Regions from separate parts of the Homo sapiens genome. Here region 1 is linked to region 2. Evidence: read pairs that join two places in POLR2A ChIA-PET (ENCODE). Cell type or tissue: OCI-LY7. All regions are shown on one strand. Each heading gives the region's core, and the rest is flanking DNA. Links, peaks and the distances in the headings are about the cores only. Region 1 overlaps ASH1L (ASH1 like histone lysine methyltransferase). Region 2 overlaps ASH1L (ASH1 like histone lysine methyltransferase).

What was found. ChIA-PET counts read pairs that join two places held together with the same protein. Peaks named below come from ENCODE experiments on the same cell type or tissue, not always from the same donor. Only the 100,000 strongest peaks of a DNase experiment are listed, where the experiment ranks them.
Region 1: POLR2A ChIA-PET joins it to region 2 with 7 read pairs; 5 of 35 experiments call an interaction of 5 or more read pairs at or near these places.

What each region holds. Positions count from the first base shown.
Region 1 is chr1:155,446,615-155,451,942 of GRCh38, reverse strand. All of the region lies in intron 4 of ASH1L (ASH1 like histone lysine methyltransferase), which reads left to right. Among named protein-coding and RNA genes, the nearest start is that of MIR555, 100 kb to the right of the region's middle. In OCI-LY7, for the core only: no CTCF peak of the experiment used is centred there; no DNase peak of the experiment used is centred there.
Region 2 is chr1:155,527,251-155,532,618 of GRCh38, reverse strand. All of the region lies in intron 1 of ASH1L (ASH1 like histone lysine methyltransferase), which reads left to right. Among named protein-coding and RNA genes, the nearest start is that of ASH1L-AS1, 32 kb to the left of the region's middle. RefSeq lists an enhancer at 1,940-2,441. In OCI-LY7, for the core only: no CTCF peak of the experiment used is centred there; DNase peaks (open chromatin) are centred at 2,528 and 3,168; H3K4me3 peaks cover 1,562 bases; H3K27ac peaks cover 2,775 bases.

The DNA of each region.
Region 1 (5,328 bases), core at 329-5,328, 81 kb after region 2:
TCAAGACTAGTCTGGCCAACATGGTGAGACCCCATCTCTACTAAAAATATAAAAATTAGCCGGCCATGGTGACACATGCCTGTAGTCCCAGCTACTCAGGAGGCTGAGGCAAGAGAATCGTATGAACTTGGAGGCGGAGGCTGCCGTGAGCTGAGATCACACCAGTGCACTCCAGCCTAGGAGATGGAGCTAGACTCCCCATTTCTTTTCTTTTCTTTTTTTTTTTCAGAGTCTCGCTCCTGTCGCCCAGGCTGGATTCCAAGTACAAGCGATTCTCCTGCCTCAGCCTCCAAGTAACTGGGATTACAGGTGTCCACCACCACGCCAGCCAATTTTTGTATTTTTAGTAGAGATGGGGTTTTGCCATGCTGGCCAGGCTGGTCTTGAACTCCTGACCTCAGGTGATCCGCTGGCCTTGGCCTCCCAAAGTGCTGTGATTACGGGCGTGAGCCACCGCGCCTGCCTAGACTCCCCATTTCTAAGTGTACAGTTAATTCACTAGTGTTAAGTACATTTACATTATTGTGCAACCAATCTCCGTAACTTTTTTCATCTTGCAAAACTGAAACTCTGTATCCATTAAATAAGAACTTCATATTCCCCTGTCCCTTCAGTCCCTGGCAATCACCCACTAAAGTGGAACCATACGGTGTTTGTTTTTTTGTGACTGGCTTACTTAACTTAGAGCATAAGTTCCTCAGGGTTTATTTTTTATTTATTTTTATTTCTTTTTTTTTTTTTTTTTGAGGTGGAGTTTTGCTCTTGGTGCCCAGGCTGCAGTGCAATGGAGAGATCTCAGCTCACTGCAACCTCTACCTCCTGGGTTCATGTGATTCTCCCGCCTTAGCCTCCCGAGTAGCTGGGATTACAGGCATGTGCCACCATGCCAAGCTAATTTTGTATTTTTAGTAGAGATAGGGTTTCTTCATGCTGGTCAGGCTGGTCTCAGACTCCTGACCTCAGGTGATTCGACCGCCTTAGCCTCCCAAAGTGCTGGGATTACAGGTGTGAGCCACTGCACCCAGACAGGGTTTATCCATTTTTTAGCATGTGTCAGAATTGCCTTCCCTTTTAAGGCTGAATAATATTCCTTTGTATGTTTTACCACATTTTGTTTATTGTTATTTGTTTATAAATGGTTACTTGGGTTGCTACCAACCTTGGCCATTTGTGAATAATACTGCTATGAGCAATGGTGAACAGATACCTCTTCCAGACCCTGCTTTCAGTTCTTTCTGGTATATACCCAGAAGTGGAATTCCTCGATTATATGGTAATTCCATTTTTAATTTTTTGATGGATTGTCCTACTGTTTTCCACAATGGTGTGCCATTTTACATTCCCATCAACAGTGTACAAATGTTCCAGTTTTTTCAACTTCAACATTTTTTAAAGGAAGACAACAAAATCCAAACACTTAATAGTTATCCAAAATGAAGTACAGAGTGGAATAAAAGATTGACCAAAAAAATGAATGAAACTTTAGTGACCTGTGGTACAATATCAAGAGGGCTAATATACATGGGATAGAGTCTCATAAAGAACAAATTGGGAATAGCAGTTGAAGAAATAATGTTTAATATTTCTTTCACACTTTCATTAAAACTATATCCCACAGATCGATGAAACTCTACGAATCCCACGTAGGATAAACACACTGACAGCATACATAGACATATTAAAGGACATTATTACCAAATTTCTGGAAAACGATTGTAAAGAGAAAATCTTAAAATTAACCAGCAGAAAGAAAATTAAAAACACATACATACAAACACATACAGAGGAACACAGTAACAACTATCAGCAGACATATTGTCAGAAATTTTACAAGCCAAAACACAATGGAATGATGTCTTTAAATGTGGAAAGGAAAAATAACATCTGTCAACTTAAAATTTTTTAACCAGCAAAAATATCTTTCAAAAATGGAGGCAAGATAAACATTATCAGAAAAAGAAAAGTTTAAAGAATTTGTTGCCAGTAGACCTACAGTAGCAGAAACACTAAAGGACGTTCTTCAGATAGAAAGAAAACATAGTAGGTAGAAACATGGATCTACCAAAGGAGTAAAGAGTGCCAGAAATTGTCAACCAATGGGAAAATATAAAACACATTTTTCTCGGCTGGGCGCAGTGGCTCACGCCTGTAATCCCAGCACTTTGGGAAGCTGAGACGGGCAGATCATGAGGTCAGGAGATCGAGATCATCCTGGCTAACATGGTGAAACCCCATCTCTACCAAAAATACAAAAAAGTAGCCAGGCATGGTGGCGGGCGCCTGTAGTCCCAGCTACTCAGGAGGCTGAGGTAGGAGAATGGCGTGAACCTGGGAGGCAGAGCTGGCAGTGAGCCGAGATCGTGCCACTGCACTGCAGCCTGGGTGATAGAGCGAGACTCTGTCTCAAAAAAAAAAAAAAACAACCACATTTTTCTCATATTCTTTTGAAGTGCGTGTGGAATTATACCAAGATACCATCCTATTCTGGGTAATCAAATGTCTTGATACGTTTTAAAAGATTAAACTCATGCAGAATATATTTTCAGACCACAACAGAATTAAATTAGAATTCAGTAACACAAGTTATGAAATTCTCTAAATATGTGGAAATTAAATAACACACTTCTAAATAATTCATAAGTAAAAGATGAATCCCCAAAAATGAAATCAGAAAATACTTTGAAATGAATAAAAATGAAAGACACATAGGGCCGGGCGTGGTGGCTCACGCCTGTAATCCCAGCACTTTGGGAGGCCAAGGCGAGTGGATCATGAGGTCAAGAGATCGAGACCATCCTGGCCAACATGGTGAAACCCTATCTCTGCTAAAAATACAAAAAAATTAGCTGGGCGTGGTGGCACATGCCTGTAGTCCCGGCTGCTTGGGAGGCTGAGGCAGGAGAATCACTTGACCTCGGGAGGTGGAGGTTGCAGTGAGACGAGATCGTGCTACTGCACTCCAGCCTGGCAACAAAGCGAGACTCCGTTTAAAAAAAAAAACACACACACACATAGAAATTTGTGGGATAATCTAAGAATATTTATAGCTGAGATTATTAAACACCAAAGATCTATCTAAGTCAGTTCTCACCTTTAGGAAGCTGAAAAAAGAAGAGCAAGTAAAACCTGCATTAGAAAGAAGATAGTGGGCTGGGCGCAGTTGCTCACGCCTGTAATCCCAGCACTTTGGGAGGCCGAGGCGGGCAGATGACCAGGTCAGGAGTTTGAGACCAGCCTGACCAACATGGTGAAACCCAGTCTCTACTAAAAAAATACAAAAATTAGCTGGGCGTGGTCACGCGCACCTGTAATCCCAGCTACTTAGGAGTCTGAGGCAGGAGAATTGCTTGAACTGGGAGGCAGAGGTTGCAGTGAGCTGAGATCGCACCATTGCACTCCAGCCTGGGTGACGGAGCAAGTCTCCGTCTCAAAAAAGAAGAAAGTGAAAGTTGGGTGGTGTGGCACCCCTGTGCCTGAAGTCTTAGCTACCTGCGTGACTGAGGCAGGGAAAAGACTACTTAAGCCAAGGAGGTTGAGGCTAGTCTGAGCACCTTGGCAAGACCCATCTCAATACAACAACAACAACAACAACAACAAAACGAAAAGAAAAATAAAAATTAACCCAGAATAGCCAAAGCTATTTCTAAGCTGAAAGGGAGAAATAACTTTACCTGACTTCAGTTATGCTACAGAGCTATGATAACCAAAACAGCATGGTACTAGCATAAAAATAGACACATAGACCAGTGGAACAGGAGAGAGAACCCAGAAACAAATCCACACACCTACAGTGAACTTATTTTTGACAAAGGTCCCAAGAGCATAAAGTCTCTTCAATAAATAGTGCTGGGAATACTGGATATTCATATGCAAAAGAAAAACTTGACCCCTGTCTCTCAGCACATACAAAAACTGAAATCAAAATGGATGAAAGGCTTAAATCTAAGATCTCAAAAGTATGAAACTACTATAAGAGAACATTGGGAAAACTCTCCCGGATATTGATCTGAACAAAAATTTATGAGCAATACCCCACAGGCACAGGCAGCCAAACAAATATGGATAAATGTGATCAAATCAAGTAAAAAAGCTTCTGCACAGCAAAGTATACAATCAATAAAGTGAAGAGACAACCCACAGAATGGGAGAAAATATTTGCAAACTACACATCTGACAAAGTGTTCATAACCAGAATATGTAAATTCAAACCACTCTATAGGTAAAAGTCTAATAATCTGTTTAAAAAATGGACAAAAGACTGAAGAGATATTTCTCAAAAGAAGATGCTACAAATGGCAACAGGCATAGGTATTCAACATCATTGATTATCAGAGGAATGCAAATCAAAACTACAATGAGATATCATCTCACCCCAGGTAAAATGGTTTATACCCAAAAGACAGGCAGTAACAAGGCTGAGTGTGGTGGTTCACTCCTGTAATCCTGTCACTTTGGGAGCCTGAGGCATGCGGATTGCCTGAGCTCAGGAGTTCGAGACCAGCCTTGAGCAACACATGAAACCCCGTCTCTACCAAAAATATAAAAATTAGCCAGTCTCATAACCCAGTCTCAAATCAATTAATAAATTAATATTTTTTAAGAAAAACAATACATGAGAAAAATCACCTAATTGTCTAAGTAGATTAAGGGAACATATTTGACAAAATTTGACATCCATTCATGGTTTTTAAAAAAAAGCTCTTAGAAAATAAGACTAGAATAGTATTTGCTCAACCCATTACAGGGTGTTTGCAGAAAAACCTACAGCTAACCTAACACTTAATGTTGAAAGACTGAAAGCTTCCTCCCTAAGATTGGGGAAAAGGTATAGATGTCCACTACTTCTATTCAGCATTATAGGGAAGTCTTAATGTCTTATTCAGAAATAATACAATTTGCAGAAAATTCCCAAGGAATTTGTTAAAAAGTTGCTGGAACTTAATAAATGAGTTTAACAGTACAATTTCTGTGTGTTTAAGCTCAACATATAGAAATAATTGTATTTCTACATACAGTGAACAATTAGAAACTGAAATGTAGCGCCGGGCGCGGTGGCTCACGCCTGTAATCCCAGCACTTTGAGAGGCCGAAGCGGGCGGATCACGAGGTCAGGATCACGATGAAACCCCGTCTCTACTAAAAATACAAAAAAAATTAGCCGGGCGCGGTGGCGGGCGCCTGAAGTCCCAGCTGCTGGGGAGGCTGAGGCAGGAGAATGGTGTGAACCCAGGAGGCGGAGCTTGCAGTGAGCCGAGATCGCGCCACTGCAGTCCAGCCTAGGCGACAGAGCGAGACTCCGTCTCAAAAAAAAAAAAAGAAAAAAAAAAA
Region 2 (5,368 bases), core at 1-5,000:
ACTCCTGACCTCAGGTGATCCACTCGCCTCAGCCTCCCAAAGTGCTGGGATTTATAGGCATGAGCAACCACGCCCAGCCCAGACCACTATATTAATAACAGTGTATTAGTTAATTTTTATCAGATCCACTGTTTGTTACTTGGATGTGGGATTAGAATGGCAGGTGTTGGGGTGGATAGAGGTCTTCATTTTGTAGAGAATATGTATTTGTAAATTTGTAGGTAGTTTTTAACATATTGTTAGATTATCATACTTTGTTTTTATACAATGTATATGTCCTATTAATATAATTAGTAATTTCCTTTTTAAAAAACATATGGTTAGTAATTTTCTAAAGAGTTTACTTAATGCTGTAATGATTTGTGCAAAAGTATTTAATGCTGTAGGTACAGTGTTACTTTCCTTTGAATTTGGACCAGACTGTCCCACATTGTTCCAGAGATTTGAAAACATAAATCCCAAAATTGCATGTGAGATGAATATTGAGTTTGCCTGTTTGAGTGAAGAGATTCTAGCAATCTTAGGTCTGTGTTTTTCCTTGGAAATGTATTTTAAGTTGAATATATTGTAGTAGAAACCAAAATAAGTTGTGTTACAACATGGCATCCTTGCCCCTGGATGGAAAACCTAGATTGTTTAGATATTTTTCCAAAAGCTGAAAGAATGATATTCTCAATGAACATTGCTTTGAAAGTTCAAAAAACAGCATTCTGGCAGCTGCTGTAGGGACTGTTTTTCAAGCAGTTTACATTCAGCAGATAAAAAGCACTCTGTTGTGAAATATCTTCAGAATTTGGGTTTATCTTGACTAGAAACTCTTAAATTTGGTATGTGGGGTTTGCCAATCATGATTTTCCAGTTTTACTACCTAAATGGATTCTCAAAATATGCCTGTAAGCATACTGTTCGTTTTTCTCCTTGATCATGTTAGGGAAATGTAGTATTTCTCTCTTCTCATATACATTTTTAGGGGGGGAAATAAATGTTTTCAAATCTCTTTTCAGTTTATTGGTACTCTGCTATTTATGTAATAATATGTGTCACTTGGATTAAGTTTTATAATTTTTTTTCATTTTTAAAATGAGAATCATGTTTCTGTCAGACCTTTCTCTGTAATGTTTTGAAAGGGAATTAAGTGCAGATAAAAAATGAATTCTTTGCTTGAACCCGGGAGGCGGAGGTTGCAGTGAGCCGAGATCACGCCACTGCACTCCAGCCTGGGTGACAGGGAGACTCTGTTTCAAAAAAAAAAAGAATTCTTTGGAAAAATGCTGAAATTCTTCATTTATACATATAAATTTTGCAGTTATACATATTAAGACATGGAATTCTTTCATTACAAAAATTGTAATGGGAAAATTTAAAATGTATGCATTTGTGAGTAATGAATATAAAAGCAATTCTTTTTTTTTTTTTCCAAATTGTAAAATGTTGTGGGTTTTTTGTTACATCTGTTTTTTGAGATGGGGGTCTCTCTTTATTGCCCAGACTGGAGTGCAGTGGCACGATTCTAGCTCACTCCAGTGTTGAACACTTGGGCTCAAGTGATCTTCTCATCTCAGCCTCCAGAGTAACTAGGCCTACAGGTGTGTCCCACCACACCCAGCTAATTTTTTAATATTGATTGATTGATTGAGACAGAGTGTCACTCTGTTGGCCAGGCTGGAGTGCCTCTGGAGTAGCTAGGACTACAAGTGTGTCCCACCATACCCAGCTTATTGTTTGATTGCCCGGGCTAGAGTACAGTGCTGTGATCATGGCTCACTGCAGCCTCGACCTCCTAGACTCAGGTGATCCTCCCACCTCAGCCTCCTGGGTAGCTGGGACGATAGGCACGTGCCACCATGCCCAGCTAATTTTTTTGATTTTTTTTTTTCCTTCCCGAGACAGAGTCTTGGTCTGTCACCCAGGCTGGAGTGCAGTGGCACAGTCTTGGCTCACTGCAACCTCCACCTCCTGTGTTCAAACAGTTCTCCTGCCTCAACCTCCTGAGTAGCTGAGATTACAGGAGCGTGCCACCATGCCCAGCTAATTTTTGTATTTTTTTTTTTTTTTAGTAGAGACGGGGTTTCACCATGTTGGCCAGGCTGGTCTCAAACTCCTGACCTCAAGTGATCTGCCTGCCTTGGCCTCCCAAAGTGCTGGGATTACAGGCGTGAGCCACTGAGCCCGGCCTAGAAAGGGGACAATTTGAAGCTCGTAAAATATAACCCACATAAGTCAGGGAATTAATTCTACAAATATTTATTGAACACCTACTATATGCCAGCTAGTGTTCTACGTGCTGGGATATAGCAGTGAACCAAACTGATAAGTCTATTTCCTGGTAGAGTTCAAATTTCAATGGAAAGATGTACACAACAAATATATAGTACACCAGGTGGTAAGAAGAGTATGAGAATAAAATAGGATACTGAATGTGAGTAGAGGGTGGTGGGGGGATAGGTGTTTTTTTTAGGAAATGCTTCTTCTGTAAAATTACGTTTAGACAAAGATACGAAGGAAGTGAAAGAGCAAGATATGCAATTATCTGGGGAAAGGGTGTTCTGTCAAGCGGAATGGTAAGTGCAAAGGTCCCAAGGTAAAGAGTATTTTTGTTGTGTTTGAGAAACAGAAGGGAAACTTCTTTTTTTTTTATTTTTTTTATTTTTTTTTGAGACAGAGTCTTGCTCTGTTACCTAGGCTGGAGTGCAGTGGCGCAATCTCGGCTCACTGCAATCTCCACCAGAAGGGAAACTTTTGTACCTCCTTCTTGGAACTAAGTGAGGAGACTGGTAGGCGATGGAAGAGAGGTAGAGAGGACTTTAGGACAAATTAAATTGGATCTTTAGACCATTTAAAAAATTTTGGCTTCTGCTTTGAGGGAGATAGGAAGCCTACGAAAGGGTTTTGAGCAGAGGAGTGACATGATCTGAATCAGGCTTTGAAAGGATCACCCTGCAACTGAATTGAGAAGACTGGAAGAGATATGAGGGTTGAAGCAAGGAACCAGTTAGAAGCATGTTGCATTTTGCAAGCTATGCATCTGACAAAGGTCTAATGTCAGCATCTGTAAGGAACTTAAGCAAATCTATGAGAAAAAAAATGATTAAAAAGTGGGTAAAGGACATGAACAGACACTTCTCAAAAGAAGACATACATGCAGCCAACAATCATGAGGAAAAGCTCAACATCACTGATCATTCAAGAAATGCAAATCAAAACCACAGTGAGACCATCTCACATCATTCAGAATGGCTATTAAAAAGTCAAAAAAAAAAAAAAAAAGATGCTGGCAAGGTTGCAGAGAGAAAGGAGTGCTTATACACTATTGGTGGGAGTGTAAATTAGTTAAGCCATTGTGGAAGACTGTGGTCATCCCTCAAAGACCTAAAAACAGAAATAACATTTGACTCAGCAGTCCCGTTACTGGGTATATACCCAAAGGAATATAAATCATAAAGACAGATGCATGCGTATCTTCATTGCAGCACTATTCACAATAGCAAAGACATGGGATTAACCTAAATGCCCACCAATGGTAGACTGGATAAAGAAAATGTAGTACATATACATCATGAAATGCTATGGAGCCACAAAAAAAAAATGAGATCATGTACTTGGCAGGATCATGGATGGAGTGGAGGCCATTATCTTTGGCAAACTAGTGCAGGAACAGAAAATCAAATACTGTATGTTCTCACATATAAATGGGAGCTAAATGATGACAACACATGGACACATAGAGGGGAACAACACACACTGGGGCTTATTGGAGGGTGGAGGGTGGGAAGAGGGAGAGAATCAGGAAAAATAACTAATGGGTACTAGGCTTAATACCTGGGTGATGAAATAAACCCCCATGACACAAGTTTACCCACGTAACAAACCTGCACATGTACCCCTGAACTTAGAATAAAAGTTAAATATATTAAAAAATCAATAAATCAATGGACTTTGAGTTAAGCAGATCACCCTCCATAATGTTGGGGAGGAACTTCATCTACTCAACTGAAGGCATTAACAGAACAAAAGATTGACCTCTCCTCAGTAAGAGGCAAGTCTGCCAGCAGAATGAAAACATTGGGTCTTCCTGGGTCTTCAGCCTGCCACTGACCCACCCTGCAGATTTTGGGACTGGCCAGCTTCCATAATCATGTGAGCAATTCCTTTAAATAAACCTCTTTCTTTAAAAAAAAAAAAAGCTATTGCAATAATCCATTCACATATTTATCATCACTTGGATCTAATAGCTGTCAGAGTAATGACAACTGGTTAGATTCTGCATACATTTTGAAGGTAAAGCTGACAAACTTAGCTGACCAAATGGACATGAGGGGTTTGAGAGAAAAAGCAATTAAGGATGGGTAGAGATTTTTGGCCTAAATATTTCTCTTTGGAATTACCATATTTTGAAATGAAACCTGTAGGAAGAATAGATTTGGGGCAGTGGGCAAAGATGAATTGATTTTAAACATGTTAAGTGCCTATCTATTACACAATCCAGTCAGTATGTCAAGTAAGCATTTAGATATGTGAATCTGAAGTTCCAGAAAGAGGTCTCAGCTAGTCTCTATCTGAAGATAGAAATTTGTGAATCATCAATGTTAGATGAAATTTAAAGCCGTAAGACTGGATCTGGTCATTTGGGAACTGAGTGTAGATAGAAAAAGGAAGAGGTCCGGGTACCCTGCGTCACTCCAGTATTTAAAGGTCATGGAGGAAGGAAAGAACCTGCAAAGGAGACAGAGGGTAGTAGCCAGTGAGGAAGAACAATCAAGAGAGGAGTCCCAGAGCTGGGCACGGTGACTCATGCCTGTCATCCCAGCTACTCGGGAGTCTGAGGTCGGAGGATTGCTTGAGGCCAGGACTTGAAGACTAGCCTGGGCAACCTAGTGAGACCCTGTCTCTAAAACAGTGAAAAAAAATTGGACATGGTGGCACATGCCTGTATTTCTAGCTACTTGGAATAGCTACTTGGGGTCTGAGGCAGGAGAATCACTTGAGCCCAGGATTTTGAGGCTGCAGTGAGCTATGATTGTGCCACTGCACTCTGGCCAGGGTGACAGAGAGAGACCTTGACTCAAAAAAAAAAAAAAAAAAAAAAAGGTATCCCGTAAGTCAAGTGAGGTAGCGAGGGAGCTGTTTAGCTGTGCCAAATTCTGTTGATAGGTCAGGTAAGATGAGAGGACTGAGAATTGATCATTCTTCTTAGCAATGTGGAGGTTGTTGGTGACCTTGACTAGCAGTTTCTATGGAGGGGTGGCAGTGAAAGTATAATCAGTATGTTCAAGAGAAAAAGCAAGGATTGGAGGTCAGGGAGAATAGACAATATAGAGAATTCTAACAATTTTGTTGTGAAGAGGAACAGAGAAATGGGAAGATGGTG